Linked DNA regions of Homo sapiens: region 1 is linked to region 2. Evidence: chromatin contacts called from ENCODE Hi-C or POLR2A ChIA-PET data. All regions are on one chromosome and are shown on one strand. Each heading gives the region's core, a stretch centred on a gene start or an enhancer-like site at or near the end of the contact. The rest is flanking DNA. Distances are from core to core; before and after follow the strand shown.

Region 1 (2,700 bases), core at 60-2,559, 58 kb before region 2:
TCTTGTCGTATTCCACAATCCCTCTGCAGGCCTGAGAAGACTCACCAGCAAGAGAGGGAAAGAGAGACTCGATAACATCTACCAAATGTGGCCGGCATTTTGTTGGACGTTTTCGGGTAAATATCTTATATCATACTCTATAATTTTCCTCAATCCATGATGGCATTCACAGACAATTCCATTCATGATCAAACAATGAAACATCTTCTCTGGTTATCATTTTGCAAAAAATTACTTTATCCTACTACTAACAGATTCCATTCTTTTGGGGGATATATGCCTTTAATTTAAGACAGACTCCCTTTTTTTATGCATATACCCCAAACACCATTCTATCCCAATGTCCCCCACATGAGCCATGTGAAAATTCAGGAATTTAAAACCCAACTAAAGTTTAAAAACAGAAATGGCAACCCTATGTAAAACAGACACATTGACTTCTTAAAAACATTTTAACTTCACCTTTTTATACAACTTCAAAAAGTAATAGCTTAGATATCTTTATGACAATACACTGATTTTCATATTATTGCCTGGTAGCTAATAATTTTAATCAACTCTTCGATTTCCTATGACATTAAATTTCAGGCTGGGCTCGGTGGTTCACGCCTGTAATCCCAGCACTTTGGGAGGCCGAGGCAGGTGTATCACTTGAGGTCAGGAGTTTGAAACCAGCCTGACCAACATGGTGAAACCCCATCTTTTAGCTGGTGTGGTGGTGTGCGCCTGTAGTCCCAGCTACTGGGGAGACTGAGGCAGGAGAATCGCTTGAATCTGGGAGGCGGAGGTTGCAGTGAGCCAAGATTGTGCCACTGCACTCCAGCCTGGGCGACAAAGCTAGACTTTGTCTCAAAAATAAATAAATAAATATTTCAAGCTGACTGCGTGTGCGAATGTATGTGATCAATCTTTCTAGAAATAACCGTGATCTTAATTTTTTGCAAATATTTTCACCTTTTTTCACATCTTTGACAGAGCAGGAGCACCGTCATCTCGGACAAACCCCGCCACTTCAAGTTCCACCTCCCTTTATAGCTTCACGCATTCAAGGAAATCACTTCCAACTACAAGCAGCCAGAAACAGCAGACAGTAAAACACAGATAAGACTCCTGGGGCACAGAGGGAGGTAAGGGAAAAGTCTCTTGGGTAACTGCCAAACTTCACTCTCATACACTGGGCCCCAGTAAAACAGTGGGCCTTAATAAGCACATTCCTTTCCGTTCAGGTGCACTAAGATAGGGCAGCTAAAAGCAGACTCAGGGGTATGCCTGCGGCTGCAGAAAGAGGTATGAGAACAGACACACACCACCTCTCCCTCCCACATAAGCACAACAAAGAGACACAGAAGCAGTACAGGCTTCTGATAAACTCACCCGCCCTGAATCCTTGAAAACTCTTAGTCTGTAACAGAGTGTGGCTTCTGACCTAACTCAGTCAGAAGTCCCTCCCAGGTTCAGAATAAACCTGTTAACTGTTAAGCAGCCCTTCGTGTTTCTCTCCTCTTTCTTTAACTCTTTTTTTTTTTTTTTTTTTGCTCTGTAGCCCAGGCTGGAGTGCAGTGGCGTGATCTTGGCTCACTGCAAGCTCCGCCTCCCAGGTTCTCGCCATTCTCCTGCCTCAGCCTCCCGACTAGCTGGGACTACAGACAACTGCCACCATGCCTGGCTTATTATTATCATTATTATTTGTATTTGTATTTTTAGTAGAGACGGGGTTTCACCATGTTAGCCAGGATGGTCTCAATCTCATGACCTCGTGATCCACCCGTCTCGGCCTCCCAAAGTGCTGGGATTACAGGCGTGAGTCACCACGCCCTGCCCCTTTAATTCTTACAATCTTATACTTTATTGGCCAGTGTTTACGAAACAAACTTGAATTCAAAAAGATCTTTTTTTTTTTCCTATTTCCCCAATATTTCACTACCCATGTACTGAGCACCTTTAGTGCGCCAGGCAAAAAATGCACCGAGATAAATAAGCAGAGGTCTTGACCTCAAGGAACTTGCAGTCTAATCGGGGAAAACACCAATACATAACGGATGAGTAAATTTTGTAATACTTTTGGTGTTACAGCGTGTGCCTAGTCCCAGTATGACACAAAAACAGATCATTTCCCCAGAGGCCCCAGGAGATGCCTTTGATCATCCCTATAAGGAGAGCCCTCCCTTAAGTCATCCAACCCAACCTCATCATCCTACCACCTAAACCTGACCCTTCCTTACAAGAGCCCTCTGCTGTTATGGGGCCCCATAATCCTAGCAATCAACATGGCTGGAACCCTCAGTGTAATTACCTAGTCCTCTTCTCCGCTAGCCTCTCAAAGCCATACAAGCAGTTTGCCAATCATACCTAGCAATCCTTCAATAGCATCTTTTTTTTTTTGAGTCAGAGTTTCACTCTTGTTGCCCAGGCTGGAGTGCAATGGTGCGATCTCGGCTCACTGAAACCTCCGCCTCCCGGGTTCAAGCGATTCTCCTGCCTCAGCCTCCCGAGTAGCTGGGATTACAGGCATGCACCATCATGCCCAGCTAATTTTGTATTTTTAGTAGAGATGGGGTTTCCCCATGTTGGTCAGACTGGTCTTGAACTCTCAACCTCAGGTGATCCACCGGCCTCAGTCTCCCAAAGTGCTGGGATGACAGGCATGAGCCACCGCGCCTGGCTTAACAGCATCTTTTTTAAGACTCCCTCATTCACACT
Region 2 (2,700 bases), core at 125-2,624:
TGGCTAGGCCTGGAGCCATGCCAGCACAGGATGGGCCTTCAGTAAATGTTGGTTGAATAAATGAAGAAATGCCTCAAAACTATCAGACAGCTATTTCCAGACCCGGAAACTTAGACCATACTTCTTTTAGTAACTAATTCTAAGCCTGGTAACTTTCAATATTAAAAACTCAGGTCGGACGTGGTGGCTCACACCTGTAATCCCAGCACTTTGGGAGGCTGAGGCGGGCAGATCACTTGAGGTCAGGAGTTCTAGAACAGCCTGGCCAACATGATGAAACCCATCTCTTCTGAAAATACAAAAATTAGCCAGGCGTGGTGGCATGCGCTTGTGGTCGCAGCTATTCAGGAGGCTGAGGCAGAAGAATCACTTGCACCTAGCAGGCAGAGGTTGCAATGAGCCAAGATCACACCTGGGCAACAAAGCAAGACTTCATCTCAAAAAAAAAAAAAAAAAAACTCTTATTCATGCTTAATTATACATGAAGTAGAGTTTTAATATTAATCTAAACTAATAAAAATTATATCACTGAAAAGGAATCACAGTAAAAAATTAAATTATTAATATTTAATAACTTTTGCTGCAATTTAACCCCACATTTAGATTCCTATTTCTTTAATAAATGAATCTCCAAGATATCACTCACTAGTCATGGTTCAGTTTTAAAATGACCAATTTTCACCATTACGCAAAGCTTTTGTATATACTGAGTTCTAAAAATGCCTTTTGAACTGGTGGAAAAGCAGCGTGCCCAAGCGTGTCAAGAGCTTTACTCTGACACCGTAATTCTATTTTGGATAACCTACCTTAACAAGATAACATGGGGACTCATTGCTAAGTGCTCCTAGCTACAGAGACCATGGTGAGTCAAGATGGTTTAAGGGCAGTGTATTGGGGTTGAAAGGATATCACCTCTTGTTTCTAGGTGAAGTAAACACTCCAAAGCCTTAAAAATAATTCTGAAACTAGCTTCCTGTTATTCCACTGCAATACCAACAGAAATTTATAATCAGAACTGGACATACTGAGATCCTTCTGCAATTTAAATAGCTGGCAAATGGAAATGTTTCTCCAGTGAGTAACTGTCAAGCATTTGCCATTTATTTCCAAAATTAATGATGCTGATGTTAGTGTTTGTCTGCTTAGCCAGAACATTGCTGTGGGGATTATTTAGCAACATTTATTTACTGCAGGAAAAAAAAAAAAAAAAGTAGCAATGGGCTTTACATTTACAAACCACAACATAAGAGAAAGAGAAAATAAACAATATAAAAATTATCAGGCTCCTCCTGACTCATGGTTCTCTAAACACTACAGCTTCTCTTCTGAGAACCACTCCTCCCTGGGGAAGCAGCCAAGAGGAGTGACACAGACAGATGGAGTCCAGGCTTGAGCCTGTCAACTTACCAGCCAACTGACGATGGACAAATTGCTTAAACTAAGCCTCAGTTGCTATCTGTTAAATGGTAAATTGCAGATGATAATAGTTTGATCATCTCAAGGTCACTGTGAGGATTGAGTGAGATAATCTAGTATGTATTTTGATTTCTCCTTTTTTCCTTTATTTTTTGAGACAGGGTTGTCTCAGGCTGTTGCCTAAGCTGGAGTACAGAGGCACAATCTCTGCTCACTGAAACCTCCATCTCTCAGGTTCAAGCGATTCTCCTGCCTCAGTCTCCCGAGTAGCTGGGATTACAGGCGTGTGCCACCACATCCCACTAACTTTTGTATTTTTAGTAGAAATGAGGTTTCGCCATGTTTGCCAGGCTGATCTTGAACTCCAGACCTCAGGTGATCCACCAGCCTCAGCCTCCCAAAGCTCTGGGATTACAGGCATAAGCCACTGCACCCGGCCTCCTAATATTTTAAACCTACACTGGAACTCTCCTCTCTCCCCACACCCGCTAACCCATTCTCCAATTCAATCAAATCACATTGCCTCCCACTGCCTTCAGGAGAAAGCTCAGCCCCCTCCACTGCAGGACTTGAGAAGCCTCTAGGATCCTACCCCATCTTCCTTCTCTATGTCACAGCTCCAAATATCCCTACCCCCAGTCAACTCTAGGCACACCAAACTGTTTAGGGTTCCCCAAACATGCCACCCCTAACACCCTATTCCTCCCATATCTCCATCTGTCTCCCTAACATTCCAGTGTTTCAAACTTTAGTGCTCTAGTTCTTAGAAACCACTCTCATACTTCAAATTATCTTCAGTCCTAGAAGAAGTCTTAAATAGTACTACAGAGGGAGGGAGGTAGAATACCAAGGTGGTGTTTTGGTAGGACCAAATCTATCCTATTTGAAGACATATACTTATATAAGCTAATTATTAACTATTATAGTTAATATATTCTAATTCTAATTATATTGAAATAATTAGTTAATATTATATTCTAATTCTAATTATATATTATACTAATAATATATAATTATATCAGAATAATTAGTTAAAATTATATTCTAATTCTAATTATATAATTGTTATATAATTCTAATATAATTATATAATTCTAATATAATTATATATTAATTCTAATATAATTATATAATTCTAATATAATTATACATTAATTCTAATAGAATTAGAATATAATGTTATTATATAAAAAATATATTAACTACTATACAAGAAAATACAATGCGGCTGGATTAACTTTTTCAATCTACATAAGAACTTTATAAGGCAGATACTGTTATCTC

The links. A loop is a pair of places that touch in the nucleus more often than their neighbours do. ChIA-PET counts read pairs that join two places held with the same protein, here RNA polymerase II (POLR2A).
Region 1: a loop to region 2 is called in a map of K562, with 2.7 times the contacts of the local background. The contact joins two enhancer-like sites. A Hi-C loop is called at or near these places in 1 of 168 maps with a recorded cell type or tissue (K562). POLR2A ChIA-PET finds 5 or more read pairs at or near these places in 2 of 52 experiments (activated CD4-positive, alpha-beta memory T cell and activated naive CD8-positive, alpha-beta T cell).

Annotation. Positions count from the first base shown.
Region 1 is chr7:67,099,685-67,102,384 of GRCh38, reverse strand. All of the region lies in intron 12 of TYW1 (tRNA-yW synthesizing protein 1 homolog), which reads right to left. Among named protein-coding and RNA genes, the nearest start is that of MIR4650-1, 13 kb to the left of the region's middle. Within about 2 kb of position 1,309, at least 2 of the 41 ENCODE cell types and tissues checked have a DNase peak (open chromatin) inside an H3K27ac peak, as active enhancers do.
Region 2 is chr7:67,041,870-67,044,569 of GRCh38, reverse strand. All of the region lies in intron 7 of TYW1 (tRNA-yW synthesizing protein 1 homolog), which reads right to left. Among named protein-coding and RNA genes, the nearest start is that of TYW1, 46 kb to the right of the region's middle. Within about 2 kb of position 1,374, at least 13 of the 41 ENCODE cell types and tissues checked have a DNase peak (open chromatin) inside an H3K27ac peak, as active enhancers do.